2 separate regions of the Homo sapiens genome follow, and region 1 is linked to region 2. The links are chromatin loops, found by intact Hi-C in ENCODE. Cell type or tissue: Calu3. All regions are shown on one strand. Links, peaks and the distances in the headings refer to the core of each region. The heading gives the core; the rest is flanking DNA.

Region 1 (16,720 bases), core at 4,689-12,688, 160 kb after region 2:
GGTGAGTTCAGGCTCTGAATGGGCTAGTTATCATGTGGTCCAAACAACTGAAGAATTAAGTACATCACTAATGACCACTAGTTGTTTCAGCCAAGTACAGAAATCTTTGAAATGGTTTCTGGCTGTGAATGTGGCTCAATATAGAAAAAAAGTGGCCAAAAGAGCCTTTCAGATTTCTTTCCTGTAGCCCTTCACTCATAACCAAGGAGGGCTGGAGAAATAGCACTTCTTTCTAAGAGCAGAGACATAATTTGAGTTTGAGATATTCATGTTTAGTTGGAGTTAGTGAAGGAATTTAAATGGTTTATTACCACCAAGGAGACACTTGCAATTGGCATTCACGTGGACAGCAGATTTTGCTAGTTGGAAAATTTGTGAGAAAAGACTTAGCCAAGAGATACTTCTCATGGCCAACTTATTCTTAATAAGCTTGATGGCATTTGAGGGTTATAAAAAATTGATTAATATCCTTTCCCTTCCAGAGCTCACTAGCCAGGAGGGGCTGCCTTTACCACTTGACCATTTCCTCTTCTCTCCCAAAACTTCCTCCTTTAGAATATCAGAACTAAATTAAAAGAGCATCTGAAAGGGCCAATCCAAAATCCAGTGGTTTGAATAAAATCATGTATTGTAGACACCCTCCCTTTTGCTATTGGTTAGATCCCAGAAAGGCTTTCTAGGTGGAGAATTTCTTTCCCCTAATGATGGTGAAGAGTTTTCTAAAGAAAGAAGAGGAATCCCATATTAGAAAACACAACATAAAATGGGAACGACATTGCAGATCCATGGGGAAAATGATACATGTTGAGATAACTGGTTATTAATAAGCAAAAAATATTCTAATTAGATCCCTACATCTAATTAATACAAAATTGTATTTAATGTTGATTAAATGCATAGACATGAAAGAAAACTTAAAACCTTTTAGAAGAAATCTTAGAATATCTTTGAAACCTTTGAGTAGAAAAGAATTTTTAATCTATGACAAACAAAAACATTTAAAAAGCAACAACTTTAAAGAGGCTTCATAAATTTACCTACATTAAAATAAATACAAAACTTATATACAACAAAAGATACTATGAACAAGTGAAAAAGATAAGCAATATAGTAGCAGAGGAAATTTGCAAACATATAACCTATGAAGATTAGTATTTAGAATACATACAGGACTCCAAGAATTAACAAGAGGAAAACAACCATCAAAAGCTCTAACATGCATGTAACTGGAATTCCAGAAGGAAAAAAGAAAGATGTTAGGGAAAAAAAAATTTTTTTTGAAGAAATGATGACCAAAAATTTTTCCAAATTTGGCAAAAGACATATTCAAGCATCTCAGCAACCCCCAATCATAAATTTTATAAATTCAAAGAAAGCCCTGCCTAGAAACATTGTAATCAAACTGCTGGAGACTAAGAATAAAGAACAAATCTTAAAGCAGTTAAGAAAAATAATATATTACATACAGAAGAGCAAATATTTAAATGACAGTGGATTCTCATCAGGAACCATGGAGGCGAGAAGACAGTGGAACAATATCTTTAAAGTGCTGAAGATAAATAAATAAATAGATAAATAAAACTATCAACGAAGACACATAAATAAATAGATAAATAAAACTATCAACCTGAAATTTTGTATCTAGCTAAAATATTCTCAGGAATGAAGATAAAATAAAAATATTTTCAGATAAAGAAAGTCTAAGAATTCATTGCTAGCAGACCTGTGATACAAAAAATTGCTGAAGGAATTTCTTTAGACTGTAAGAACAAGACACTAGAGTAAAACTTGCATCTTCAGGAAAGAATAAAGTATCAAAACTGGTAAATACCTGGTGTATAAGTCATGGTTCAACCAGAGGAGTATTTATGCCGTCATGCATTGTATAATGACGTTTTGCTCAATGACAGACGCATACATGATGGTGCTCCCACAAAATTATGATGGAGCATATATAGAAATCTGATATATGGCACTTGATATTGGCATTGTAGATCAAGTAGAGGAAATTATGGTACTCAGTAATCATGCTGGGATATTTGGTTTTCCATATGGAAAACTACATGTACATTTTTATATATTATATATTTATATTTATATAAATACATATTATATTTGTATTATATTTATAATATAATTATTATATGTAGATATACCATCTAGGTATATATATAATATATACCATATAGGTTTGTGTAAGTATGCTTTATGATATTTGTACAATGACAAAATCACCTAAGGATACGTTTGCCAAGACTATCCCCATCCTGAAACAGCAAATGACTGTATGTATGTGTGTGTTAGAGATAGAAAAGTGTATATAGAGATGCATACACAGAAGGGCAGGGGAGTTGTGGGGAGAAGATTATTACAGAGAATTGGCTTATGCAGTTATGGAGTCTGTCTAGGGCAAGTGGCCTAAGAGAGAAGATGAATAGACTGAACCCCACAGGTAGGAGTCTCTGGGCTCAGGGAAAGCCTAGACCCTCTTTTAAAGGTTTCACACAAGATAATAACCTTTTTGACTAATTTAAAGTCAAATAGTAATGATTGGGGGCTTTAATTGCATCTACAAAATTTCTTCACATCAGCACCTAAATCAATGTTTGACTGAATAACTGGAATGGTAGTTTAGCCTAGCCAAGTTTACATATCAAAAAGCTATTACATCTGAGTAAATATAAAACACTACTTTCTTTCCTTTTAAGCTCTTTAAAATACCTATATTTGCTTACACTAAAATCTAATATTGGTGGAGTTTTTATGAGACATATGTAATATAAAATATGTTGACTATAGAATAAAGGGACCAATAGTGTTGTTGGGTTTACATCAGTGGTAATATTAAATTTTAGTTGACGATGACAGGTGATAGATAGAACCATTAAGATATTTATAATAATGCATAGCTTTAAGCCAATATAAATTAAAATAGAATACTAAACATATTCAAATAATCTAAAATAAAGCAGGAAAAGGGAAACAGAGGAACAAAAAAGAAATCGTAACATAATAAGACAGTAGATCTAAATTTAACCATATCAGTAATTACATTAAATGTTAATGATCTAAGCATTAAAAGATATTGTGAGAGTAGATTTAAAAAAGCAAGACTCAAGCACGTTGCCAACAAGAGACATACTTTAAACACAAAGATACATGTAGTTTGAAAGTAAGTGGATAATGGTAAAGATACACCATGCAAACAGTAAGCTTAAGAAGACTAGAGTGACTATATTAATAACAAATTAAAAGAGTAGACTTCATGACAAAGAGCATAACCAGGAATAAAAATTTCAAAAAGGACAATTCACCGAGAAGACAGTAATTATAAATATGTATGTATCTAATAGCAGAACCTGATACTCAACAGAAGTAGAAAAAAAAAACCTCTATAATCTTAGTAGATTTTAACACTCCTCTCTCAGCAATTGATAGAATAACCAGACAAAATATCAGTAGAGACACGGAAGATCTGAACATCACTGTCAACCACCCTGATCTGATTGACATTATAATAGAACTCTACATTCAGCTGTAAAATATCCATTCTTTTCAAGCAGGCATGGTACATTCACCAAGATAGACCATATACCTGTACTGCAAAACACTTGTCAATAAGTTCAAAGGAACAGAAATCATGTAAAGTGTTTTCTATAATCATAAGAGAATTAATCAGTAATAACATATCTAGGAAAATCCATATCTAGGAAAATTATTTAAAAGTATGTCATTTGGAATGTCATTTCCAATTATTTGGAAATCAAATGACATACTTTTAAATAACTTATGCATCACAGTCAAAATCACAAGGAAAATTTAAAAATGTTTTGAACTGAATAAGGGAGAAAATACAGTATCAAAATTTGTAAGATGCAACTTAAGTACTGCTTAAAGGGAAACTTGCAGCTTTAAATGCAAAAGAAGAAAGGCCTAAAAACAACAGCCTATGATTCCACCTTAAGAGGTTCAAAAAAGATCAAAGTAAGCCCCAAGTAAGTAGAAGGAAGAAAATGAAGATAAGAGTAGAAAGAAGTCAATGAAATTGAAAATAGATACCTAATAGTGAAAATTAGCAAAGCCAAAAGCTGGCTCCTTGAAAAAAAAATTGACAAACTCTTAGTTATACTGACAAAAAAAAAAAAAAAAAGAAAGAAAAGAAAGAGAAAGAAAAAAAGAATACATCACCAATATCAGGAATAAAAAAATATGTTATCACCACAAATCCTACAGATTTTAAAAGGATAATAAGTAAGTATTGGAGCAACTTTATCATATTTTATAGCTTAGATGAAAGGGATAAATTTCTTGAAAAATGCAACTTACTAAAGTTGGCATGAAAAGAAACAAAATCTGAATTGTCATTTTCGAAATGAGAAAATTTACTGCATTATCAAAAAGCTTCCCTGAAAGAAAAACAATAGACAAGTGGCAAAATATATGAACGTGCAATTCACAAAAGAAGAAACTTGAATGGTTCCTAATTCTATGCAAAAATGTTTGACCTCAGTGATCAGAAAAATGTAAATAAAACCACATAGAAAACATTTCACACTAAGCAGCTAAAAAATAAAAGCCTGATAATAAGAAGTAATAGCAAGAATGTAAGAAAAACAAAACTCATAAACTTCTGGTAGACATGTAAATTGGTACAAACACTACAGAGGGCAAATGGGCAACATCTAGTAAAGTTTACAAGGCAAATATCCCATAACCCAGAAACTCCACTCCCTACGCATGTGGAGAGGAAACGTGTATAAGGATGTGCATGGAAGCATTGTTTGTAATTGAAAATGTTGGAAACAAACTAAACATCCATCAAGAGGAAAACTGATAAAAATATGCTTTCATCTATTCATACATGGAATTTTAAACATAAGTTAAGACTAGAGATACGTGTTCAATTTAAATACAAAACATTAAGAAAAAAACCAAGTTGCAGAACGATACACAATTATACCATTTATTTAACCACTTAATATATGAAAACAATGCTACATAATTTTAAGGACACATAGAGAGAGAGTAGAAATGTAAAGACAGACAAGAGAATGATAAAACTCAAAATCAATTACTGTTGTCCCTACTTAGAAATAGGGGAATGGGATGACAGATGGATACAGGGGATTTAAACCATATTTGTAATGTTTACTTTTAGGCTGGTTGGTGCATACAAAGGTATTCATTAGCGTACTCATTGCACCTTTATGTATGCCTGAAACATTCTGTAGTTTAAAAAATTAGAAAGGAACTGGAGTCTGAAATATGGCTGCTTGGCAAAAGATGGAGGCTTCAGTCATAATGAGGAATCAGACGCCCTTGCTGAATGCCCTCAACTGTTTTGACTTCTGGAGGGGCGGGCCGTGATTACAGCTGCGATTAGGTGACTCACCATAATTATGTTTTGTTGAAATTGAATTTATTGAAGCATGAATCATTCTGCCCAAGTCCTACCTAATTGCTCCAACACTGTGGATTGGAAGGATGGCGGAGGAGTTTTCCTTGGAAGTCATTATAGAACGAATGTGCTTGCGCACGTGCGTCCATCCCCGCACACAGTCGGCCACACTCACCTTACAGAAAGCCAGCAGCGCGGCCCCATCCTTTGTGATGACATGAGGTTGCCAGACAATCTTTACTTGTTTAGCTGTGGTTTCTTCGTCTCCTACCCCCTACTCTTCTTTGTGAGCAACTCACTATTTGGCCGTTTGGCTCCCCGGGGGTCTCTGTGCCTCAGACCGCAGGCCTCTCTGAGAGTTGTTGATGCCTCAGAGCGGCTGACTTGCAGATTGTATCCGTATTCCCCCAGCTCAGACCTCCCACCACCACTCAGCGGACAACTTAGGGATGCCCTCAAAGCTGCGTGCCTGCTGCAGAGCTGTAATTTAAATCAACTTGGGAGCTGTGACGAGGCAAAGAGCAACCTCAGAGGGTGGTGGGAACCGCTGGGACTCCTGCTCTGTGGCTCGTGTACAAGGAGGAGAGGGTGGTGGACTGTTAGAGACTGTGACTCACTTGCAATCTCATACGGGGAAAGAGTTCCAAGCCTTTCTCCTCTCCTTTCCCTAGCATGTGAAGATGGGGAGACCCATTGTTTATCTTCGTGTGATACAAATTGAACAAACAAAATGGACTGTTCCTTTAACAGGTTGACTGTAAGCTAATCATGATTTAAAAAAAAACTAACTGACTGTTTTCCTACCCCAAGATGGGTAGCAGAGGCAAACTCCATGGTCATAATAGCAATGACAGCAAACACTTTTACACCATTTACCATTTGCAGGCACTGTTCTAACTAACCACTTTACACATTTTAACACATTTAATCTTGACAACTTCATGGGTTAGTGTCTTTACTCGCCATATTTTCAGGTGAGGAAACTGAGGCACAGGGAGTTTAAGCAACTTACTAATAAATGAGGAGGTTTTCTGGCCCCAGACTCTGCTTTTAACCACTCCCCTATATGCTTTGCACATGGCAAACATGATGCTGAGTGCTTTATAAAATCATCTGACTCACTCCCATTTGACAGATGAGAAAACTAAGGCTGAGAGTTGCAAAGTAACTCGAAAAGATTACACAAATAGTAAGTAGCACAACCAGGATCTGGAGCTAATTGGACTGACTGCACATCTATCCCATCTACCCCATCTACCCCTTTCATTTCCAATGACCTGCTAGGTGTGGAAGCCCCAGCAGATGAGGAATACACAAGGCAGAGTAGTCATGAGCCACAGCTGATAGCATGGTAAAGCTGTATTCCAACCAGTAGCCCTTTAGCAGGTGCTCCCAGCAGGCTCCGGGGCTTCCTCATCTGCCTCCAGTTCAGACTAAGATCTGGTCTTTTTCCAATGACTCCATCTTCTTCTGAAGTTCCAATTCCATTGTTAAACACGGTAGTGGAACTGGCATTTAAAAAATCCATTCACTTTTTAAAAAAAATTTTTTAATCTCTACTCATTAAAGTCAACTGTTAAAGAGTAAATGCTCCAGGGAAAAGGTAACATTTTAAACTCATGTGGACAAACTTTTGGGGGAATGAACTGAGGGGTAACTGACAAGGACCCCTGGGTATGGATGCACAATAGGGACTTGAAGAGTCAAAGAGGAAATGAGGAATAAAGCTTCACTAACTCACTCACTGCCCAGTTGTCCCAGGGACAAGTCTGGGCTCCTGTCCGTCCTTTGTCTTCTGGTTTCTTCCCTCTAAAACACCACAGACTCAAAGGTGGCAGATCAGAGCAACTCTAGAGACCCTTGCAGATATGTCAGAGTGTCAAGGGCTCAAGGGCCAGTTCAATCCTTTCATTTTATAGACCAAAAAACAGAGACCTCAATTGCTACATGATTTGTCTATGGTTATACAGTTAAACGGTATGAAAACCAATAATAAAACTCAGAAATAATGGTCTTGAGAAAAATAAGCAGCCCTAAGCCACTGTAGGAATTTTCATATGTCCAGTCCTCTGATTTTCTCTCTTCCTGAAAAGCTCATTATTCTTTAGTAGCACGACAGAAATGTCCTTTACACAAAAGAGTAGAAGTGTCATGTGGTTGAGAAACAGGGTTTGGACTCATACACTCCACATTCCAGCTCCAGCTCTGACATTCATAGCCTGTGTTATCTTGGGGAAGTCACAAGTTTCAGACGCTCAACTTCCTCAACTGTCAAACAGAAAAATCATAAAACCTTTCTTATAGACTTGTTTCAATCATGAGTTAAATTATCATATTTGACAGCACCTAATACAGCTTCTGGTACATTTTTGGGGCTTAATGAATGCTTTGTCATTGCACTTTGATCAGACGAGGAATATTTGGGATGTTTGAGGAACTTAGTTTGATTTTCTATCCCAATGGACCACCAAGCCCTTGCCTTATTTTTTTTTAATCCCAAACATTTTTATAATTGAGTCATCTATTCCTGTTACCTTTTCCTTTTTCCAGCCTTTCAGTTTGGCATCATTTCCCAGCCTAACAAATTTATTGCCTATTTTATCATTCAGAATGGAGGTGATGGTAGCAATCACTTTTCACCTCTGAGTTTTACGGACACTCACCTATCACACTCCAGCTTTGGCCTCTCCCAGATGGACACCTATTCATTGGAAAGCAACATGTGGAATGAGCTGTGCGGACACTGGTATGTCTACCAAAGACCTCTGGGATTCTATTTCTCTCATGCTATTCGTCACAGTACCTGATGCCCTGGTGCTCACCTCCTTCTTGAAAGTTATGCCATCCTAACCTCCACCATTCGTCTTTTCCAATTATCCTCTCTTTTCACTAATGTCCTCTGACTTCTTCAGTTCTTGTTCTTTCCTCACCCCTTAGCCACAGCATCACTTGAGTTTAATACATATCCATCTGCATTAATTTCTGTGACTAGAACAGTGGCAATCCCACCCCCTTTTCCCCTATTTGGAGAGAGACATGGGAAGAAAACAGCTTCTCATTAAGGAACTTAATCAGGTCTTATTTAAGTAGTCGTCTTAAAGCTATGGCTGAGCCTTTGGCCTACAAAGTAAAGCTTAGACCTTAATATTAACAGCAAAGAGATATCCTCAAATACCCTCTATATGTAGAAGATTTTATGAAAATCTGAGGGAGAAGCAGGCCTCGTATAAATGTTTTGTCATTAAATTTTAAAAGAAGCATACTTTTTTATTAAAATTTTTTAAAGAAGCATACTTCATGTTTCAGTGAATAGATGGAAGTTAAAGGAAATCACAAGAAACAGAAGGGAGTAACATTCCAAGGGAGGCAGAAACATAGAGATAAAGGTAGCCATAAAAATGTAATTTTCTGAGATTTTATCTACACTACCCTAATTATAGCAAGAGAGTTGTACTATTCTTAAAAAGCAAAATATAGATTTAGGCTACTTCATCTATTTATATGACTTAAATTACAACAATTTTTAAAACTAGTACCAATATTTATACAACTCCAAAATAAATCTGTGGAGTTGATAGTATTCTTCAAGACATCCTCTTTGTCTATCATAATCTCACCCCCTTTCTCCATCTCCTGCAATGACACCTCAATTTGCCCAGTTGCCAGCATCAACTTGAAAGCATCTTCTCCCTCCTTTAGTCCCATATTCTTCATAGCTAAACTCTGCCAACACCACAGGGAGTGGGCAAGAATGACCACAGTAGATTCAGATGTAATCAGTTTGTTGCTTGGGATACACCATACTTAGCCTGTCAATCCACCTGAAAAAGGAACAATAAATTCCCGTCCTTACTTTTCCTCACCCAAATTAGCCCAAACAAATTAGATTGGTAGAACCATTTGTTCCCATCTGGTTTCCACAGGACATGTAGACTCAGAAAAGTTTTCTTTTTTTGTTGTTGTTGTTTGTTTGTTTTTGTTTTTAACTTTTATTTTAGGTTCGGGGGTATATGTACAGGTTTATTACATAGGTAAACTTATGTCATAGGGGTTTGTTGTACAGATTATTTCATCACCCCAGTATAAAACCTAGTACCCATTAGTTATTTTTCCTGATCCTCTCCCTCCTCCCACCCTCCATTCACCCTCAATCCGACAAGGTGGGAACCATTGGATGCCCATAAGCCTTCTGAACCTTGTATAATAAACTACTTGGGGCTGTCTTTTCTTTAGATCTCAGAAACCACAATGAGGAACTATTATCAGTGACTTTAGTCAGGGGAGCAAGATGGGAGTTTGATAGATCCCAATATGTGTTGTTCCTCTGTCTATGTGTTCTTCTTATCATTTAGTTCTCACTTATAAGTGAGAACATGTGGTATTTGGTTTTCTGTTGCTGCATTAATTTGCTAAGGATAATGGCTTCCAGCTCCATCCATGTCCCTGCAAAGGACATGATCTGGTTCTTTTCTATGGCTGCATAGTATTCCATGGTGTATTAATATATGTACCACAATTTCTTCATCCAGTTTATCATTAATGGGCATTTAGGTTGATTCCATGTTGCAAAGGTTCCTTAAGATTCCATCTTTCCTTTAGTTTCATAGCCTATTTTGCCCATTTCTCCCATTCCTCCTTTCTTCCATTTCTTTACCCCCAGATGTCCAAAGCAGCCTCCTGACTTATATTCTTGTTCCCCTTTCTTCCCCTCTCTTTAGCCTAATTCATTTAGATTCCAGAGAAACTGAGCCACATTTTCACCATTTGTTGGTCTCGACTAAAATCAAAAATTTGTCATTAATATGCTACCACATGTAAACAGGCAACAAAGTAAATGATTTTGACCTAAATATTTGAGACATTGGCTCTTGGTAAATACAAAATCTCCTTCATGTCATGAGGACATGTATTTGACCAGACATTGGGTAAGGGGTTGAGGAAGCTTTGTGTCATATTTTTGGGGAAAGACCACTATACCTCCATCGCTACATCATCTGAGAATTTAGAATAATCTGTATCAGAGACTAGATGGTCAAAAACTTAAATTGCAGAAGATATAACATCACTTTCTGTGCACCTATCAGTGTGCATATGTAGACAATCACTTCCAGAAAGAGGGGAGACTGGGCAGCTGGCTGGATGTACTGGGACATATTGAACCATTTTTTGAATGTTTGGGGCTTGGCAAATAAATGCATTGTGCCCGAAGCACCTTTTTCCCTTCACTTAAAACCCATGTGTATTGGAAAGGAAATTTAATTCTTATGTTTCTGATTTGCCCACATTTAACCCATCAAAATCCAACTTGGTGGGAACCATTGGATGCCCATAAGCCTTCTGAACCTTGTGTAATAAACCACTTGGAGCTGTCTTTTCTTTGGATCTCAGAAACCACAATGAGGAACTATTTTCAGTGGCTTTAGTCAGGGGAACAAGATGGGAGCTTGATTTTGCCCTCAGATTTCACCACAGCCAACAAATTCTAACTTTGTTCAGATGCATTGTCACGCCTTGTATTTACTTCTTGCCAATAACCTGAGGTCTAGTAACCACTGTTTTTGTGAAAGTCAAACAATATGGACTGATATTCAACTCCAAAACGGGCTGAGCACTGTGCGGGTCTCTCTCACTGGGTCTCAATGTCCTCACCGGTGTTAGGCAACTCACTTACCTGAACCTTTGAGTAACTCTTCTTCCCTCTGCACAGTCTAATTATACAGGAGATACTGTTCACTCATAAAGGATAATGGATTAGGATGAAAATATTAAAAAAAAAAAAAAGGAAATAAGATCCTGTAAATGGGCTGAATGTGGTGGCTCATGCCTGTAATCTCAGCACTTTGGGAGGCTGAGGTGGGCAGATCACTTGAGTCTAGGAGTTTGAGACTAGCCTGGGCAACATAGTAAGACCCCCCCATCTCTAAATAAATGAATAAAATTTTCAGCTGAAAATAAATTTGCAATAAATAAATAAATAAAGAAATATAAAAGGTCCTATAAATGCAAAAAGATCATTATAACCTATACACTGACAACATGGATTATGGGAACATTTGCAGAATATGACTGAAGTTCACATAATCTCTATACCCACCCAGATGTGTGTCTTTAGACTACTTCAAACCTAATGTGGAAATTGAGATTGTGTTTGGCCAACTTAATCACCTACATCAGTCAGAGGAAGATGAAAGAAAAGTCATAACTAATATGCAAGCAATTATTATCCAAATTTGGCTTTTTATTTCTAAGAACCATAGAATTAAATTCAAACATTTAATCCCTCTCTGCTTGGGCCTGTTTCACCAACATGTGGGACAAAGAGGCAGAAAACAATTTATTTCTAGGCCACCTGCCGCTGTTTTCTTGCTGAACTGGATACGTGGTAGGAGAAGAAGCCAGGTGGTCTGACCTGTTCACAAGTAATCAGGAGCTAGCTGTTCTTCCTGCAGCAGAAGCCAGAGCTCAGAATTTCCTGACCCATGCCCACTACATTCTCAATGTGGTGTTTCCTTAAGATCTGAGTGCTCATACACATCATTCCCGGAGCTCACATGCCTCCCTTTCAAGGCACATTGTGTCTTTCTTCCTGAGTCCCACAACAACATATGAAGGGGAAAATATGGGTATAAAAGTCTTTTCCCACCTTTCCATTGAGACCATGGTGATATTTATGCCCCTTCATTTCATCCAGAACCCAGCTCTGGGACATGTGGCTATGAAACCTTCCATCATTTTAAGACTTTTGAAAGTACAATTTCCAGCAGAACAGTGGTTTTTATTGTTTCTCTCTCGTTTCTGAGCAATTTAGGCCATCTAAAGAGAAAGACCTGAAGTTTCTCTTGTCAGTTCAGCCCAAAAATGAGGGGAAATGATCATTTGAAATCCAGAAAGAGAAAAAAAAATTAAAGAAAGAAATTCTTGACTTGGAAGAGATTACATATCTGACTAGAAATAAAATGGGATACAGTGAAGTTAAAAACATGAATTCCTACCACATTATCACTAACATGAGCTGTTCATCCTGAATTGCCTCCAGCTAGGGAGCTGTGGTAGGAAGGGTACTTAAGGCTTTGAAATCAGGTCTACCCAGGTTCAAATCACAGCTCTGCCTTTTCCTGCCTCTATCCCCTCATCCTTATAAGTGTCAGCTGAAGAATGATGAAGTCATAATTTTGGAAAGGAGATCTTTATTTCTCATAAACGGTTGTAGCCTGCAAGGTAGCCATTCTGACAGGCTGGGAAGTGTAGCCTCCAGCCAGAAGCTGGAAAATGGCACTTTGGTGGTGGTCGGGGTAGGCATAAGACAGGAATTTATGCTGAACAGCTTGGCTAAGCATACATATTCAATAAACTATAGGAGAAATCATGAATATTTATGAAAGGAGTAATATGCACAGGCACAATTGAGCTCCATGCCTCTTCATGGGTGGCATGTTCAAAAAATGATGGCATTACTATTTAAAATAGTAAGGACTTGGAACTAACCCAAATGCCCATCAATGATAGACTTGATAAAGAAAACGTGTCACATGTACACCATGCAATACTATGCAGCTATAAAAAAGAATGATTTCATGTCTTTTGCAGGGACATGGATGAAGCTGGAAGCCATCATTCTTAGAAAACTAACACAGGAACATAAAACCAAACACTGAATATTCTCACTCATAAGTGGGAGTTGAACAATGAGAACATATGGACACAGGGAGGGGAACATCACACACCGGGGCCTGTTGGGGGGTGAGGGGCAAGGGGAGGGAGAGCATTAGGACAAATACCTAATGCATGCTGAGATTAAAACCTAGATGATGGGTCGATAGATACAGCAAACCACCATGGCACATGTATACCTATGTAATAAACCTACATGTTCTGCATTATGTATCCCAGAACTTAAAGTAAAATTTTAAAAAAAAAAAGATGGCATTAGAATGATCCAAAGGTGCAGTTTTTGACTTTCTAATATCAAAAGGTAAAGCACAGAACATGTAAACCCTCACTGTGCACCCTCTGTTGATGCCAGAACCACTCCATGGTTGGTGGTCTCTTATTAGGAAGGAATACATTGTAAAACTGGTGAGTTATCATGTCAAAACTGCAAAGAGAGGGAGAGAGTCCTGTCACGGCCTCAGATAATTGGCTAAAGGTAATAAAGGAAGGAGTCATCCCTTTCTTGTTTTCTAGAGCTGATTTCTGCTTACTCTAGGAAAGAATTCTGGTTAAAGGTTAATAACGAAGGGGCATACTGGGATGTGTCTGACCTCCCATCTTGTCATGGCTAGGAGCTCAGTTTTTAAGGTTTATCTGGGGTCCCCTTGGCCAAGAGGGAGTCTATTCAGTTTTTTGAAGGACTTAGGATTTTATTTTTATTTCTCATGAGCAACAAGGCTTATGATCTATAAAAACAGGGAAAATAATACCTTCTTCATAGGGTTGTCATGAAGATTGAATGGACTATGAATTTAAAGTATCTGTTACAGAGTTGAAAGGTCACAAATGATAGCTATAAAGTATCTAGCCCACAAACCTTGCTGTTTTTCCTGGAATTTTCATTGGTTACACCTTCAAGTTAAAGATTGAAAGTTACTATTAAAAGTCAAATATGTGACCTAGAAGAAATAACAGCAATCTCTTTCAGTGATTATCATCTTGGTATATGTTAGCACCTAGCCTAGTTATCTGATATGATAGGGGAATAAGATAGAGAGATTTTAATGGCTAGAAGGAAAGGGAAAAAAGCTTAGAACATGGTATGCTGAGACAGCAAATTCAAGTGGGCAAGAATCGTTGACACTCCAGGAAGTGGGATGCCAAATGAGGGTGGGAAGCCAGAGGAGAGGAGAAGAGACTTTCTGCATGAGAAGACATTTCATAATTTTGCCTAGGAGCCCAGGAAATGTGATTGCCACCACCAATTTATGCTTGCCTCACTAATATACCACCTCCCCCAGGCAAGTAACTTTGCCTTCATCTGCAAGTCTGCCTGGAGCCTCATTTCTTCATGAAGCTCCTCACAACAATGTACATGGTAGTGAGGCAGGAGAATAGAGTCTGGAGGCAGAGAACCTAAGGCTGTTTCACGTCGACTTCCTAGAACTAAATAGGAAGGAAAACCCTAACTTTCCATGCCTAAGTAACAAAAGGACCAGAGGTTACTACTCCCTTTGGCCTTTTCTGCCCGGCAGATGGGAAACTGGCTGTCCGCAGCAAATCATACTGAGTGTGGGTAGAGTCTTTGTTTGCAGCTTTGTAACTTCACTCCAGTCTCTGAGTGGTTGCTGTCCACAACCAGTCAGACTGATTGCAGGTGGAGTCTTCATTTGTGTAGAAGTATATAACTTTGTAACTTCACCCTAGCCTCTGATTGGCTGCTCTTTGCAACCAATCAGATGTTTGGACAGGAGTGTGACCTTCGTAACTTCATTTCAGTCCCTGGTTGGCTGCTTTCTGCAACCAAACAGACTGATCGCTGGCTACCACTTCATTTACATAAGGTGAGCATAAAGTGGTCAATGGGAAACTTCTAGCGGGTGTTTGGACCCAAGAAGATTCTGTCTCCGGGCCCTTGAACAGCTGCTTGGGTCCGCTCCCACACTGTGGAGTGTACTTTCATTTTCAATAAATCCCTGCTTTCATTCTTTTTTTACTTCGTTCTTTCTTTCCTTTGCTGGGCATGTTGTCCAATTCTTTGTTCAAAACGCCAAGAACCTGGACAACTTGCAGTCACAACCCTCTACCGGTGACAGTAGGAGTAGAATGAATGAGGTCGGATGATCCAGGAACTCAGTGGGAGTTCTAGACATCCATGCCCAACAGACATCATTCTTAGCCCTCATGAACCAGAGTCTTTGTATTACTCTTTTGTGACAAATACAGAGCAATCGAGTTTCACTCAGAAACCTTAGACCAGTCACAAAATATAAAATGACTGGTTAAACCTCACTGCCTAAATGACGAACATTGTCATTGCACCTGCTTCAGCAGGACGGGGAGAGGAGGCAACGGGATTCTAGCAGCACAGGGAGATTAACGGGCTGGGATAAGTGATAACTTAGTGATTGTTTTCTGGAAACTGATAAATTTGCAGACCACATGGAAGTTTCACCTGCCTCAAAACTTGCACCAGTGCTCAATGCCTCTGAGGGTGGGAGCACTCGTTAAAGACATTTACCTGCAGGTGTTTTAATACAGACACTGCCTTAAGTGATGTATAAAAGTTGATAAAAACAATAGACTAACCAAAAAGCTTAAAAGGAAAAGCTAGACAATGAGATGTCTGCAGGGCTTGGAAAACTCTAACTTATTCTTGGAAGTCTAGAAGGCCACACCTATGCATAGGGCTGTCCCTATGCTCAGGAAAGATCTGAGAAGACCCTAGTTGACCTTGAGGCTCTGTGCAAGCAAGAAATAAATGGAATCAATACCAATATCTATCAGTTGATGGGCAAACAAATTTGTAGTATACCCACACAATGGAATAATATTCATCCTTAAAAGTAATGAAGTACTGACACATACTACAGCATGGATACACTTGAAAACATTATGCTAATTAAAAGGAGAAAGAGGCCACACACACACTGTGTGATCCACTTATATGAACTGTTCAGAATAGGCAAATCCATAGAGACAGAAAGTATATTAGTTTATGGGGCTATGGAAAAGGGACAATTAGCAGTGACTGCTAAAAGGTATGGGGTTCCTTTTGGGGATGATGAAAATGTTCTGGAATTGGATGATGGTGTTGGTTGTACAATTTTGTAAGTAGACTAAAAGGCCCCGAATTGTATACTTTAAAATGGTGGGTTTTGTATTATGGGAAATTTTATGTTATATAAATTACATCTCGAGTTTGAGTTTCTGTAAAAAAAAAAACAAAAAAAAACAAAACAAAAAACAAAAAACAACGCCAGACGTGGTGGCTCATGCCTGTAATCCCAGTACTTTGGGAGGCCGAGGTGGGTGGATCTCCTGAGGCCAGGAGTTCAAAACCAGCCTGGCCAACATGGTGAAACCCCATCTCTACTAAAAAATACAAAAATTAGCTGAGCGCAATGGCAGGCACCTGTAATCCCAACTACTTGGGAGGCTGAGACAGGAGAATCACTTGAACCCGGGAGGCAGAGGTTGCAGTGAGGCGAGATTGCGCCACTGCATTCCAGCCTGGGAGACAGAGCAAGACTTCGTCTTAAAAAAAAAAAAAAGGCGGGGGTGGTGGTGGGGAGTAATGGAGGTTGGAGTATTTCTTCTCCTGCCTCTTCCTTTCCATTTTAGCCCACTCTGGCAGCAGGCATATATTTTTTTCTAAATGTCCCACTAGGC
Region 2 (16,720 bases), core at 5,288-13,287:
CAAGACTCCTGTGAAATAGATAATATTAGTATTTCCATCCTATAGATGCAGCACTTGAGCATCGAAAGGGTTAAAATACTTGCCCAGGGTCACATGACTAGAAAGTTGCAGAGCCAGACTTGCCAAAGACAGCTGCTGCCTTGTTTCATATCACCTAGCTTTACAGTAACACAACTCTATTATTTAAGATAATGATGTTAGTGTAGAGTGAGAATAAATAAGTAGTGGTCAAGTCTGGAAATAGAAAGGCAGATGAATACATTTACTAGGGAATTTTCTTTTGATGTATAGTTGTGACTTGTTTCGTCTTCCTTTGTGTATTGAAGATAAAAGTGTCAATTTTGTATTACTTAGAGCAGAGTTTCTCAAACCCAACACTATTGACATTTTGGATCAGACAATTCCTTGTTGTCTAGGGATGGGCTGTGCATTGTAGGATATTGAGCAATATCTCTGGCTCTCCACACTAGATGCCAGTAGCATTTCACCAACCCCAGCTGTGGCATCAAAAATATCTCCAGACATTGCCAAATGTCCCCTGAGGGGACAAAATCATTACCACATTGAGAATCACTAATCTAGGGGATCTCTGAGAGCAAACAAAATAATTGCTCTGCCTTGAAAATTAGACACTGCTGGCACTCAGTTGGGTGGCCCAAGTGAGAGACCCCAGGGAGCCTTCTTTAGTTGGAATGAGAGATTGTTCTGAACAAGAGCTGAGTCAGGACCCAGTGTGCCCATGCCCTCTTCTTAGTAAGAAAAGGAAGATGTAGGAACTTAGGGCACAGCCAGAGATCACTGGTTTGTTTTCCAGATTCAACTTCAGGGAACTTAAAATAAGTGTTCTGGAACAAATGCTTAGTGATGTAGAAGGAGGAAATAACACCTCTCATTTACTGGAATATCAGATCACTTACATCACTTAATTCTTAAGATAATCCAATAAGTCAGGTAGAATTTATCATTTCCATTTTACAGAATCAAAAAGGAATGCCTAAGAAGTTGAAAGACTAGCTCTTGGTTAGAAAGTGAGGTAACTGGAAGAAGGACATTGCTCTTTTTTTGAGATGGAGTCTCACTCTGTCACCCAGGCTGGAGTGCAGTGGTGCAATCTCAGCTCACTGCAACCTCCACCTCCCAGGTTCAAGTGATTCTCCTGTCTCAGCCTCCCAAGTAGCTCAGACTACAGGCATGTGCCACCATGTCTGGCTAATTTATATATATATTTTTAGTAGAGATGGGATTTTGCCATGTTGTCCAGGCTGGTCTCCAACTCCCGACCTTTCTATCTGACTTAAATGTTTATGCTCTTTCCAATCCATCCCAGGATTTTAGAGAGAATCTTCTAGAGATTACATGGAAACATTAATAGAAAACCTTCCTTTCATTCACTCTAGGCAGATGCTATGCTATCCACCAAGGACACAAACATAAAATCTAATCCCAGCCTTAAAGAGCTCAGATTAGTGAAAGAAAAAGACATACATAAAATATTTATAATACAGCATGCTAAACACAGTGATAAGGACATCCATGTAGATGGTACTATGGGAACATAGAAGAGGGAAACCCAATGCAGCCTTAGGAAAGTGATGGGGAGGGTTCTCAGGGAAGGCTTCATGGAAGAGGTGGTATGGGAACAGAGTTCAAAGATGTCAGGATTTGTCCTAGGAAATGACAAAAAATCTCACAATTTCCCACTGAAAATCAGCTGCTACAAATTGCAGTTTAGATATGACAACAGAAAAGTACACCAAACATTTTCATTAAAAGGAAAGACAGTATGTTGAGGGGAGAGACCCCAGCCTTCTTTGCTGGCACAAGGTGTATCATTTCTCAGCAGGTGCTGAGCAGGAAGACTGACTGCCATTTGTATTAGTCAAGGTTCTCCATAGAAACAGAACAAAAGGAGGGATGGGAAAAGGTAGGGAGAGAGAGATTTTAAGGAACTCCCCATGCAACTGTGCCAGTTGGCAAGTCTGAAATCTGTAGAATAAGTCAGCAGGCTGAACATGCAGGCAAGAGTTACATTACCTTCTTGACTCCGAATTCCACAGGGCAGGCCAGCAGGCGGGAAACTCAAGCAGAATTTCTACATTGCAGGCTTGAGGTAAAATTTTCTTCTTCCAGAAACCTCACTCTTTGTTCTTCAGGCCTTCAAAGGATTGGATGAGACTTACCCACATTAACCTGCATTATTTGAGTAAAGGAATCTGCTTTAGTCAAAGTCTACTGATTTAAATGTTAATCACACCCACAAATACATTCATAGCCACATCCACAGTGGGGTTTGACCAAACAACTAGGCATCATAACCTAACCAAGTTGACACATAAAATTAACCATGACACCATTGTTGTTCGCTCATTAATCTCTCCCAGAAAGAAATATAATTTTCCATCTGGAAACCTATTAGAACTGGGAAGTTAAAATCTCTACAGCCCAATGTGCTACAGGCTTCAGATCCCCTGGGAAAGTTGCAGCCTGGGGTGGGGAAGGAAACATATCAGCTAACATTCAGTTGAATATTTTAATACCACTCTTAGAGTCATAAATCCCAATATGCCTTAGCCCTAAAGCAGATCCCTTAAAGAGACAGAGTAATTCTTAAGGTTTTGGTAATTCAAAATCTATTTTAAATATACAAAAGGAGCTCTTTAATGGGCCCCAAGGTGAATCTTTTCATAAAATAATAAATTAAGTGGGGTTTTTTCCAGTTCGAGGAAACACTCATGTATTTCTAACATCCTACACTAAAATGCCTTGACTTGAATAGCTGTGCATGTGCATGGACATGCATTTATTCATTTCTGTTTTTTCTTAACAGACAAAGAGATGGAATAATTTTATTCAGGTCTGATACACCAGTGTATGCCTGAGCATGTATATGTATATATAACCAGTAACATCTCAGTTATTGGTATGACGGGAAACATTTCTTTCCATGAACATAATTTGTTGGTTATATCAAGACAATCATTCCCACATTTAAATAGTGAAATTGTCCAGGAAAGAAGACTCCATGGTACACAACAGATTCTTAACCAGAAATCTTTAATTTAATAACCAGTTAATTTGTTGTAGAATCCACATGCTTTGACAAGGAGTCCATACAAATAAACCTCTGACAAATCTAAGCTGAATTAATCAGCAGGAAGAAAAGAAAATGCTTTCCTGTAAACTTCGCCCTGATGAAAAAGAGAGGGTGTCAGAAGTCCATGACAAAACCCAGGCACATCCAAAATAAGTTTGATTATAAAAGCAAGAACTCCTTTCTGGTTTTGTACGATGACTGGGGGAGGGTTGGCAAGAACAGGATAAATTATTCAGGTTTAAGAGACAGTGATAAAAATGTAAATGCAATCCTGTCACGGAATCTTTGCACCAGCTGAATAAATTCAAACTAGAAGCTGAATCAGCATCTCGCCTCTGATTAAAACCAATTGAAAGCACAAAGACAGGAAGAAGAAAACCTCATAAGTTCTTTGGAAATGGCAGATAAATTGATCAAGCATAACTGCAACATTAAGATGAAACAGTTTTACTAATATTGACCACAGGCCAAGGGGCCCTGCCAGCTCTCTTCAAATGGTAGCACTTGTAATCAAAGAACTAGGTCTTATTTAAGCTCAAAAGTGATTATTACTTCATTAATTATGGTCATGCCCCTATTCTTTCATTGTGACCACATTTCATCTTTTCCCAAAAGCAGTCCATTAGCCTCATTTCATCTTTAATGGGTAATATGTTCCTTTCTGAGCATGCTTTCTGTGTGCATAGATTCAAGCTGCTGAACAACAGCTCTACATCCCAAGCCGGTGCCCAACATTGGCCCTATACTTGCTTGACACTATGGTCAGAGAGCACAACAAAATAAAAAAAATTTTTTTTCATATCTATTCGAGACAGATCAAGAGATAACATACGAACATGAACAAATGTATTTTTCTTCAACAGCTCAGGGATTAAAAGCTGGGGCTCGGTATCCAGGCTCCCTGGGTTCAAAGACAGGCATGCACCTCACAAGAAGTCAGGGGCTGGGCAGCCTTTCTTCTCTCTAACACAGGGATAACAACAGGGTTTGTGGCAAGGATTTAATTAATGGAAAGAGCCTGGGATGTGTCTGGCACATAATAAGTGCTCAATAAATGTTAGTTCTTATTAACATTGTGTTTACATTAAACATATGCCACTGTCACCGGTAGAGGGTTGTGACTTCAACTTGTCCAGGTTCTTGGCATTTTAAACAAAGAACTGGACAAAATGCCCAGCAAAGCAAAGAAAGAATGAAGCAACAAAAGAACGAAAGCAGGGATTTATCGAAAACGAAAGTACACTCCACAGTGTGGAAGCGGACCCATGCAGTGGCTCAAGGGCCCAGACACAGAAATCTTCTTGGGTCCAAATACCCCCTAGAAGTTTCCCATTGGCCACTTCATGCTCACCTGAAGTAAATGAAGCGGTAGCCGGCAATCACTCTGATTGGCTGCAGAAAGCAGCCAACCAGAGACTGAAATGAAGTTACAAAGGTCACACTCCTGTGCAAACATCCGATTGGTTGCAAAAAACAACCAATCAGAGGCTAAGGTGAAGTTACAAAGTTATATTTCTATGCGAAAAAAGACTAGACCTGCAATCAGTCTGATTTGTGGTGGACAGCCAATTTCTCATCTGCCCGGCAGAAAAGGTCAAAGGGAGTAGCCTCTGGTCCTTTTGTTACTTAGGCGTGGAAAGTTAGGGTTTTCAAGTTAGTTCTAGGAAGTCAGCGTGAAACAGCCTTAGGTTCCCTGCCTCCAGACACTGTTCTCCTGCCTCATCACCCACTTAGGAGTTAGACAATTCGGTTGAGTGCTTAAGGAAAAAGTCACCAGGCAGTCCATCCAGCCACCCCTGCGCATCTACTCAACAGCGCGGCCTGGTGTGTCCACTTATACGCACACACAGAATGCCATAAGAAGTGGACTGCTGTGCACAGTCTCTCCCGATTTGGCTATAAGCCCTTAGGATTCATTTCAACGTCATAGTGTAGTGAAAATTATAGAATTCTATCAATATCAGGTAATAAAGTTGCTTAATGAGCCTATTCACAAATATCCGCTGAGTAGTCCCCATATGCCCAGAACTATGCCATGCATGAAAGGGCACAAAAGATCTGGAAAAGGCTGTAAAGCCTTCCAGATGTTAACAACTATTTAGGGAGAAAAAGGCTTATCCTGAATTACTAAAAGATTTAGCTAGTATGTGAATTATGTCATTATAGACAGTGATACAATAAAGCAACATAGCATAATGTGCTATTCACAGGTCTAGAACTTTCTGAAAAGGAGAATGAGAGGTGAGGAAGCTCTCGAGGGGCCCATGTGTTGGGGGTGGTGGATATGTACACACACACACACACACACACACACACACACTCACCCTGTCCTGCCACCATTAGGTAAAGTTTCCTGCCACTCCTTGCACATCCGTCATTACCAAAGAGATATTAAACTAGACAACTGTAAAAAAATAACACCTTCAGTGGCAAAACTGCCTTATGCAGAGATGTGGATGATTTGTTACCTACTTCATCGTTGCATGTGGCTCAGGGGAGTTTTCTCAGCGATTAGCAGGGGCACTGGCAGAAGACAATAGGCCTAGGAACTTCCCTGGCTGCCCTCACCATTGCACCAACCCCAAACCCCCCTGAGGACATCTTGCAGACCAGTAACCTGCTAACTCTCATTCCTCTCATTCCTTTCTTGCTGTTTTTCCTGGCTAGCTCCAGAGCCAGCAGAAGAAGGTCAACGTCACTCTTAAACTATGTCAAACAGTGTTGTAGTTCAGGAGTGGAGGTGAACTGTTTACACATGGTCTTTGTTTCCTCTAGCCAGGATTTCATTGCTGATCCTGCCCTCTAAGGTCATACCAGAGGGCACAGAATGGGCCTCCCAGCCTACATGCTGCTGTGACTGTCTGTCTGAGGGAAGGATCAGATTTAGGCCTGGACATGTTGCTTTTGTTGTTGTTGTTATTGTTGTTTAAACCAATTTATTGGCAAGTCAGTGACATAAGGGCTTCAGGGAAGTTCCTACATATCTTCCTCCTCCATCACTCCTCAGCAGTCCTCTTTGCCTCTTCAATCAGCTTGTCCTCTTTGCCTCTTCAGTCAGCTTGTCCTCTTTGCCTCTTTAATCAGCTTGTCCTCTTTGCCTAAACATTTCTGCTTTAGAAGGGCAAACTGTCCAGCTGATTCTTGAGCCACAGTTTTCAATTACAATGTGTGATGGGGTGCTTCCTTCTTTTGTGTGAAATTCCTATTGTGAGTGACCTCCCCTTTGAATGAATTAGGTCACAAACTGTAATGGCCCTTTTTTTTCTGGTACTGCAAGCCCATTTATTTTTATTTTAAGAGACAGGGACTTGCTCTGTTACCCAGGCTGGAATTCAGTGATGTGATCATAGCTCACTGCAGCCTCCAACTCCTGGGCTCAATCAATCCTCCTTTCTCAGGCTCCCAAGTATATAAAACTACAGGTGTGTGGGTATTTTTTTAAAAAATTATTTGTAGAGACAGGGTCTTGCTATGTTGCCCAGGTGGGTCTCAAACTCCTGGCCTCAAGAGATCTTCTCACCTCAGCCTCCCAAAGTGCCAGGATTACAGACATGAGACACCGTGCCCCGCCCTGAAAGCCCATTTTGAACCCAAGGCACTGTGTTGGAAATTGGATGAAGATTTTTAAAAAATAAGTCACATGTAGTTCTTGCTTTCATATTGATAACAATTTAGTATTGCTATGAAGTTGAGCAGGAAGTGAAGGCAAAAATATTGATATTCTTGTCAAGCACATCCATGTGAAGAGACCACCAACAGGCTTTGTGTGAGCAACAAGGCTGTTTATTTCACTCGGGTGCAAGTGGGCTGAGTCCGAAAAGAGAGTCCGTGAAGGAGTGGGGAAGGGATTGCTTTATAGGAGTTGGGTGGGTAATGGAAAATTACAGTAAAAGGTGGTTATCTATTGCTGGCGGAGGAGGGGGGTCACAAGGCACATGGTGCGGAGATCATAAAAGACTCATTGTCCAGAAGAAGAATGTCATGAGGTCGATCGATTGATCAGTTGGGGCAGGGCAGGAACAAGTCATAATGGAATGTCTTAAGGTTGGTCAATCAGTTAAGACAGGAGCTGGCTGTTTCACTTCTTTTGTTGTTTTCGATTGCCTCAGGCCATTTGGATGCATACGTGCAGGCTTGGGCTCAGAGGCCTGACAATTCTAATATAAGGCGGAAGCCCAGATGAATAATACAGGAAAAGTTCTGGAAAGTTGTAGGCACAGGGAATAGCAGGAGCTAAATATTGAGGATGGAGAGGCCAGGTTGTTTGCAGGCCAGTGAGCAGATCATCTGGTGGAATTGTATGGTCACAGGCCATCCAAAAGCCCTTTCTGAGATGAAGCAGAGAACTTCAGAGAACAGCTGCCAACTGTCTTGCTCTTAGAACTTCAAAACTTGCCCTCTCTTGCATACCACATCCAATTTGGAGCCTACTTCCTATTAGTTTATTGAAATGCAAAATGCATACTAAAACCCTTAGCAGTAGTCTCAGACATTGAGCCCTTGTGGTTTTTAAAATCAGAGAATCATTACTTGGGAGTGGGAGATGCATGAACTATTTGCTCCTGGAAAGTGACATACTGAGGTTACTTGGCAGATGAGTCTCACACAGAATAGCCTGCTTGCTTTTGCCAATTTGTTAATATTAAAAACTGGAAAACTATGTAACTACTAAAAATATCAAGTAGAATGGGCTCCTTTAAAAACCTAGGAGCACTGGACTCTTCAAACAAAGGCCAAATAATTGTTTGTAAAAAGAATCCTGTGAAAGAGACACTGTGCTAGGTGGGCAAGTGGATCACCCTCCCATGTTTCAAATCATGCTGTGGCCCAGAAAACTATATTCCATAATATGAATGACAGGAATGAAGAGAAGAAGCAAGGCAAGAAAGGGAAGAGGTGAATAGTTACTGGAGAACAGAGGGAGGAAGCAAGGAAGAATGCAAAAGAAAGAAGAAATTGCACTTGCAGCATGTGGATCAGTATTTGGAAACTGTTCAATCAGATTAATTCCAAATTCTAGGACTATATATCATGAATCTCTCTCTCTCTTTTTTTTTTTTTTTTTTTTTTTTTTTTGAGACAGAATCTTGCTATGTTGCCCAGGCTAGAGTGCAGTGGTGCTACCTCAGCTCCCTGCAAATTCTGCCTCCCAGGTTCAAGCGATTCTCCTATCTCAGCCTCCCAAGTAGCTGGGATTACAGGCATGCGCCACCACCATGCCCAGCTAATTTTTGTATGTTTAGTAGAGACGAGGTTTCACCATGTTGGCCAGGCTGTTCTCAAACTCCTGACCTCAGGTGATCTGCCTGCCTCGGCATCCCAAATTGCTGGGATTACAGGCGTGAGCCACCACACCCGGCCTGTATTATGAATCTCTTAAGTGAGCTCTTTAGCTTAGGGACAAAAGTATATACATTTTCATTTTGATCATGAATGTTATGAGAGATTAAATTGGACTACCTACCTGGTTAGAAGGAGGAGGTTGGGGTCAGGTTTGGGATGAGTGTATATCACCAGTGATTTCCAAATACTACAACATAGTGATCCCTTGCTGGGGCTCTGGGTTGCAGTGTCTGGTATCATTACTCCACCCTGCATTTAAGCATGGGCTTGGAACCATGTGGAGGGAACAAAAGATCTGGAAGGATTCTGCCTTTTTACACCAAATGGCTTTGTGATCTTTCCCTTTGTAATGAAAACCAAACCAGTCAGATTAAAACTATCAGCCCATTGAATGAGATAATCTATGTGAAGTAAACAGAAGTCACTGTGTCCTAGCAAGGTATCATTATGCAAATGGAGGTATAATGCAAGGTTCCTAACACCAGTGGTCTGAATGTGCTCCAGGGTCTCTGTCATCTTTAAACACATGTTCCCTTACATGTGGATATGTAGGGTAGATACAAACTGAGAATGGAAAATTTCCCAGACCCTAAGATCTAGGCAAGTACAGTGTGGTCAGTGGAAATTAGATGTAGATGCAAGAGTGAAAAATAAAAGATTCTGAATTCTGCTTTACAGAATTTGGAGCTGTTCTGGGGCTTTCACTGAAAGGAGAGAGGTGGCTGGGTTGTAATTCCTAGCATGCATCATTCAGTACGAGGGAGGTTGTGCTTCGGTGACAGTCCTGTCCTCCCAAATATCAGTGGCCTAAAACAAAGATTTATTTCTCACTTGTACTATACATCCCTTGTGGCTTGGCTGTAGGTTTTGTGCTGTATCACCCTCACTGAAGGATCTAGCCCAATGAGGCAGTCCCTGCCTGGTCATTATCGGCAAAAGGAAAGAGATCTTTGAATGGTTTTGTACCAGCAATTTAATATGATAGTATGGTAGTAACACGCATCACTTTTACTCACAACTCATTGGCCAACACTAGTTATCTGGTACCAGCTCAGTCTGAAGAAGGCGAGCAAGAAATGCAGTCCCACCGTGAACCCAGAAGGCAGAAAGCCAGAAATATCTAATCAACTGCATTCATAACAACCACATGACACATCATTGTATTTGAATAAAATTGCACTGGTCTACCTGGGTAAAAGGTATGTGAATGCTCAGATGCTATGGCTGAGTCTGCCATGGCCTTTGTTATTTATTTTAATGACATTGATAATTACTTTATTGATAGTATGATCATTAATTTTAATGACATTAGGTAGTCATTAACTTTTTCTAAAGCCATTCAGGAACACTGTAACAACTAGAGGCCACAGGGCAACTTCTTTAGTACAGGAGTGAACGTGAGTCACAGTGTTGTCACTGAGGTCATCTTTGCACTGAAGGTTAGAAACTCAAAACAAAGCTCAATGTGAAGTGACACTCAGAGTATACACTTGCCTCCTTGCTTAGTATAAATCACTTAACATTTCTAAATACGTGTTTTTTGCCATGTGCTTGATAGGCAATGGAAATAATGAACAAAATTCTCTCAAGCAAGATTGGCCCTATGAACAAGTGAAGATGGTGGGCGATTTCAGCTGCTTCAGAATCACTCTACCTGTCTCAAGGACAAAGGGAAGAAACCCACAATACTAGATGTATTATATATTTTCTAGAGTCCAAAAGTGGTGTGGCTCAGTACATAATGTCTGTGGATCTGATACTTGAAACAACTTACATCCCACGGCACTGTTGTTCACCTCAGTGGATGCGGGACCTCTCACTGCTGGCCGGCCTCCTGAATTGTTCTGTTTCCAGAGTGTCTTCTGCAAGGCCTTTCCCCACAGGTTGCTGGAGACTTTATCACTGTTGCAGGAGGCCCAGCGGCTTCGCCCCAGAGGCCACCAGTGCCACCCAGGTAAGGCAGTGCTACTTCTGAAGTGCTGAACATTGCTGCTTCCGCTGGGCATTGCAGCTGCACCGCTGCGGCCGTCCATCTGTACACATCTGTCTGTCCAGCTGCGCCATGGAGCCCAAGACGTCATTCAAAGATCGCAACACCAAGAGTGCTCTTCCTGGGAGCTGCTACTCCTCAGCCACTGCTCACCATCCCTCTCCATTTGAGCTTTCCGAGAAGTTTGATGAGGTAGAGGAGAATATGATTCCATACCCTTTGTGTGGGGGCAGGAGAGGGGTCCATGGCAGTGAAAGTTGGGTGACAAATAATATAGTGTTTAGTTAAACTGTTCTATAAGCATTTAGTGACAGTCCTCTCACTCCTAACAACCCACGCCTGAGTGAGTAGAAGCTGTGACCACTGTTGACTGAATATAAATTACCAAAATATCAGAATCACTCCTCACTCTCCAGCCATTGTTTTGTTATGAGTTACTTTAATTTATGTAATGTATACAATGTGCTGAGAGCATTGGTAGGTACATAGTAGTCCCTACACAAATATTTTGTTGTGGTTGTTGCTAAGCATTCAAGTCCTTCCTTGAGAAGCAGGTATCTCTTAAAAACTCCTAAGGGTCATTGCAACCAACTTCTCAAAGATCGTCAAACAATCCCAACTATGTCTGAATCTCTTCTAAAACTCATACCCACACAACGATTCTGCTAGCCAGAAACTGTTCACTTCACGTTATTCATAAGAAAACTAAAGCTCAGAGAGGTTAAGCAACTTCCTCAAGGTCACAGAGTAACAAGTGATGGAACCAGGATTCAAACTCAGGACTGCCTGATTTTGAACCCATTTATACTATGGATAGAATAGAGGGTTAGAGCAGTGAATCTCAACCAAGGGTGATTTTACCCCATCAGGGGACATTTGGCAATCTCTGGAGACATTTTCATTCGTCACTGCTTAGGGAGAGGGAAGTAGTACTGGCATCTAATGGGTAGAGGCCAGAAATGCCACTAAATGTCCTGCAATGCACAGGACAGGCCTCTCCCTCTCTCCCTACAACGCCCCCCAACAAAAGGTATCAGGTTCAAATGTCAACTGTGCTGAGGTTAAGAAACCCAGGATTGGAGGAACATATTAATACATTAAATTGCTAGGAAAGAAAAATCCAGGGACAGCAGGAAGAACATATTGAAAAAATACATTCATGATTACGGGTTGAAGTAGGATTTTGGTAAGCAGAGGTAGAAGGCAAGAATAGTAGAGAGAACAGCATGAACAAAGAAGGAGAAGAAATATAAGAGATATTTGCAGGAAACTAAAAGTCCAGGAGCAGGGAAGAAGTGGAAGTAGAAATTGAAAAGCTACATTGAGACTTAATTTGGGGAGGCCTGGAATGCAAAGAATTTAAGTGTAGAGAGCCTGGAACAAAATTTCTCAAAGTATTTGTCTTGAGCTCACCACGCTCACCAAGTAACATGAGGGTCTGTAAAAAAAAAAAAAAAAAATTCTTTTTTTAAATCCAAGCATTCTGCATCAATGCAATGGATATATGGCCTTAGACAATTTCAGTCCTCTCCCATCACTTGAAGAAGGAAAAACTGGGGCCCAGGGTATGAGGTCACTTCCCCATGGTCACTGGTGACTTAGTGACTGGGCTGGAACTGAAACCAAATCTTGGGATTAGATCCAGTGTTTATGATATATAGTTTGGTCCCTGGGATCTCAAAAGCACAGCCAGTTTTTTCTCCCTTTTATGATTCTTCTTGTATTTGTATAGAGAAGATTATCGGTGAATCGTCTTCATTATTTCCCTATTCCTACTTGAAGTGCCCAAAATGTGCAAGGCCAAATATTGTGGCACAAGCCAAATAGCATTTTTCTACTAAAAAAGAAAAACGCTGTTGAGGAAAGAGGGTCGGAATAAATGGAAGGGCTATTATTTTGCCCTTGGAGGCATTTTCTGAGAATCAAGGTTGAGGCCTGACAGGTATTTCCCATTTCAGCTTTGCATGTGGGCCCAACTTGAATGAAGAATTGAGATTTGGCTAAAGAGGCAAGTAACATAATCCTAAAAAGAATCCCAGGGATGGATCCAGGCGAGGCAGCTTGTACACAGAGCCAGGCGTCTTTGACCCACAGAACATTTCACAACCTGAGAGCTTCGTTTTGGAATTTTTGTATTTATTCCTCTCAATTGGGCAAAAAAAAAAAAAAAAAAGAAAGAAAAATTACATTCCCACTGCAACATAAAGGTTATTTATTTCCAAACAAAAGAATTAGGAAATGTGAACTTTAAGGCTTTGAGACTAACATTAACTCATCGGCAACAGACAGATGGTATTTTGTATCTTCAATGAAGAGGCTGTTAAATGTGAACTTAATACATCTGGGATGAGTCATCAGGGTGAGCTAATTTGCTAAAACCTTAGCTTTTGCATTTCCTGATTAGATTTTTTTTCTCTTTTCATCTTTCAATCTGGCATCTTCATCCCTAACAATTTTCCATTTAACACAAGGGAAATACTTTGAATTTTCCTTTATTTGTAGTTTCACCAGGGTCATTCTAGGGCATTTTCCTCAGGCTTAGTTTAAAATTGTGATGAAACAATTTAGAAAAAAGACTTTAATATGGATATGTCATTTAATATGAAGGTATCAAGTTATTTAAGAGGGACATTATATATAATATTATGTATATATTTATATACTACATATACATGAATATATTTTATATATTTATTTATTTTCCCCCTTTCCAATGATCTTCTATTGGTAGTACTTCCTTCCACATTTGCTTATTTCTGCTAAGTGCTTATGTGACTCCCATGTATAATTTTTTCAGATTGACGAGATAGGATTTTGGTTTTGCCCTTTTTTCCTCAAAGTGTCCCTTTAGTGTGCTGGATCTCTTATTAAGTCTATGAGATAGAAATCCTCGCTGTCATGTATGTATTCAATAGATGTTTCCTAAATGTCTCATATGTATGCCTCCCCTTAATAATTCCCATGATGTTTAGGAAGCTGTGATGGTGCAGTACATCACCAGGAAGAAAATGTTATTATTAGACACCTACAGAAAACACGTTGCTCCAGACTGTGGTCCAAAGTGTTTGTTGGCTTTTCTTATTGAGTTATCTATTAGTCTGTACAGAATCCACCCCCAGGGGACATGGTAAAATCCATCTTTCTTTCTCTAAGGATCCCTCACTCTCTTCTGCAACTCTGTTCTTCCCCAACAGTCCTGGCTTTGCCCTGGAAGCGGGGTTTGTCAGATCCTTCCGGGGAAACTTTTACTGCATCAGTGAGTGTTTCTTTTGCTAATACTTGTTGAGAATTTAGAGGTGATAATTCATCTCATCTCTCTCATTACCACCACCACTTCAACTTTGGAATCAAGGAGTCAGATAATAGGAAAATCAAAATATCAGCATTATGGCAAATAAATCCATTTTTGAAACTATTGGTGTGGGCCCATGGCCAGAAAGGAATTCTCAATTCCCAGATTTAGACCTTGGGGCCTCTTCTCAAGGGAGTGAGAGAGTCTGCAGAGAAGCCTCTCTAACCCAGAGTCCCTCTCTCATATCCATTAGGCTACAGGAGTCAGGAAAGAAGAAGTCAGTGCTCTAAAGAGCCTCCAGGAAGTACGTAAAACTGACCCCTAACCTCCATGAGCTCAGTAGGGAAGAAAGGACAAGGGCAGATGTAGGAAAACAACAACTCAGATGGGACTGAGCCACAGGTTTCTAAACCTTGAAACCCAATCGCACAAACACGATGGGGTGGGCAAAGAGAGGCGCGTTCTTCCCAACTTTTTCTTGCTGGGTAGAGTAGTGGAAATCTTCTCCCTTTCTGAAAACATGAAGAATACAGAAGGTCTCCTCTAACACTCTCAAGATTCTGTTTTCTTAAACTATTAGGTTGTAATTAGACTAGTGGTCTACCAGGGCTTAGGCTGTTCCCTTGGGTAGTCTCAGGGCAGTCCTACTCCTGCCTTTGTGAGGTTTCTCTCTCCATGTCAACCCCCTCTTCCTTGTGTATACTGTCTGGATCATGGTGTACAGTTTAATCTTTGCCCTGGTAAACTCTAATACTTAAAACTCTTAATACTTAGACAAGTATTTACCTAAGTATTAAGTAAATACTCTAGGCTTGAAATGTATTCCTTATTCTATATATTATCTCAGATTGTCACTGGCCAAGATGCCCAATAGAATTCATCAGAAGTTATACACCACACCCAAATAATACCAATACAACCTAAAATACAATGTCAGTGCAATAAGAATAACTCAAGTTTGAATTTGAACTATCTCCTAATATTAAACTCCCAGAGAGCAATCAAGTCCAAAATTCAAATCCCTTTTAGTATTATAATCTAAAGAAATTAAAGGCCAACATTCTTAAAGACTACAAAAATTAAAGCCATATCTTCTCCATTTGTAAAAAAATATTGCTTAGTCTCACACATAAGGATCTTTAGATTCCTTAATAGAGTGTGGCTTCTGCATTTATAGCCTCTCACTGAAATAAGGGTGGTTCCTTTAGGATCTCCACAGTTGGATTAATCAAAGCCATGTTCATTGCACCTCTAATCACAATAGCTAAGATAAGGAAACTTCCTAAGTGTTTTCTGATAGATGAATGGATAGTTATACACACACACTATATATATATACACACACACACAATGGAATAATATTTAGTCTTTTTCAAAAATTTTTAATTATTTTTAAAATTTTATTTAATTAATTAATTAATTTATTTATTTATTTATATTTTTAGAGACAAGGTCTCATTCTGTAGCCCAGGCTGAAGTGCAGTGTTGTGATCATAGCTCACTGCAGCCTCGAACTCCTTGTCTCAAGCAATCCCCAGCTCAGCCTCCCAAAATGCTGGGATTACACATGTGGGCCACCTCACCCAACCCTATTTAATCTTAAGAAGGAAGAAAATCCTACCATTGGCAAAAATATAAATAAACCTGGGGGACATTATGCTATGTAAAATCAGCCAGACATGGAAGGAAAAATACTATATGATCTCACTTATCTGTGGAAGTAGAAAAGTTGAAATCACAGAAACAGAGAGTGGAATGGTGGTTACCAGGCATGTTAGTCAAAGGGTAGAAAATTTCGGATGTGCAGGATGAGTAACTTCTGGAGATCTAATGTCAGCAATGGGGGCTATAGTTAATAATACTGTATTGTATACTTGAAATTTGCTAAGAGAGTAGATCCTAAGTATTCTCACCACACACACAAAAGAAAGTAATTATGGGAAGAGATGGACATGTTAATTAGCTTGACTGTAGTATTTGGTATATTATGTGTATGTATACCAAAAATATCACATTGCACACCTTAAATATATAAAATTTTCATAAAAATAAAAATTAAATTAAACATTTTAAAAAGCCAAGTTTTCAAGTATCCCAATTTCTAAAGTGTAAGTAAAGTTAGTAGAGGCCAGGCAAAGTGGCTCACACCTGTAATACCAGCATTTTGGGAAGCCAAGGCATGAGGATCACTTGAGGTGAGGAGTTTGGGGCCAGCCTGGACAACATAGCAAGACCCCATCTCTACAAAAATTTTTTAAAAAATTAACCAGGCATGGTGGCAGGTGCCTGTAGTCCTAGATACTAGGAAGGTTATGGCAGGAGAATCACTTGAGCCCAGGAGTTGGAGGCTGCAGTGAGCTATCATCACGCCACTGCACTCCAACCTGGGCAACAAAGTGAGACCCTGTCTCTTAGAAAAGAAATTTAAAAAAAAGAGAAAAAGAGAGAGAGAAGGAAAGAAAAAGAAAGAAAGAAAGGAAGGAAGGAAGGAAGAGAGAAAGAAAGAAAGAGAGAGAAAGAGAGAGAGAAAGAGAGGGAGGGAGGGAGGGAGGACGGAAGGAAGGAAGGAAGGAAGGGAAAGAAGAATAGAAATGGAATTATCACAGCATATATCAAGGGACTCACAACACAAGGAAAACCCCTAGCTCTAGAGCAGGTATGCAAATGCGTACATAAGTACATACACGCAGATGTACATATATTTCTCAGAACCCAGTTTTTACTAAAATCTAGATGTATGTTATTCTTTCTGAAGATCAGAATAATGACAGACGAAGTCCAGAGGGTAGAGTAGCCAAAACAACTTGATTTACCTAAAAATCATTTGTAACTAACTTCTCACTTGCCTTCCTCTGTAAAAGAAGCTAGATAGCTAACTACTGGATTCTCCAGCCTGTATCATCCACATGACACGAATCTGGCCAACACAGTGTAAGTAAAAGTCAAATAGTCAAAGCCTCAAGGATAAGATTTTGACCCTCAGGCTTTTTGAGGCTTAGAA

What was found. Peaks named below come from ENCODE experiments on the same cell type or tissue, not always from the same donor. Only the 100,000 strongest peaks of a DNase experiment are listed, where the experiment ranks them.
Region 1: it touches region 2 in a loop (4-fold over the local background); 1 of 110 quality-filtered maps calls a loop at or near these places.

The regions. Positions count from the first base shown.
Region 1 is chr2:217,483,887-217,500,606 of GRCh38, forward strand. The region is part of intron 2 of DIRC3 (disrupted in renal carcinoma 3); the gene reads right to left. Among named protein-coding and RNA genes, the nearest start is that of DIRC3-AS1, 210 kb to the left of the region's middle. RefSeq lists an enhancer at 16,634-16,720. In Calu3, for the core only: no CTCF peak of the experiment used is centred there; no DNase peak of the experiment used is centred there.
Region 2 is chr2:217,325,963-217,342,682 of GRCh38, forward strand. It overlaps DIRC3-AS1 (DIRC3 antisense RNA 1), which reads left to right. Exons shown (of 6, transcript NR_133642.1): 5 at 9,996-10,619. It overlaps DIRC3 (disrupted in renal carcinoma 3), which reads right to left. Exons shown (of 13, transcript NR_186301.1): 9 at 2,035-2,190; 10 at 1-8. Among named protein-coding and RNA genes, the nearest start is that of DIRC3-AS1, 52 kb to the left of the region's middle. RefSeq lists enhancers at 5,724-6,018, 8,402-9,114. In Calu3, for the core only: no CTCF peak of the experiment used is centred there; DNase peaks (open chromatin) are centred at 5,739, 7,109, 9,509 and 9,849.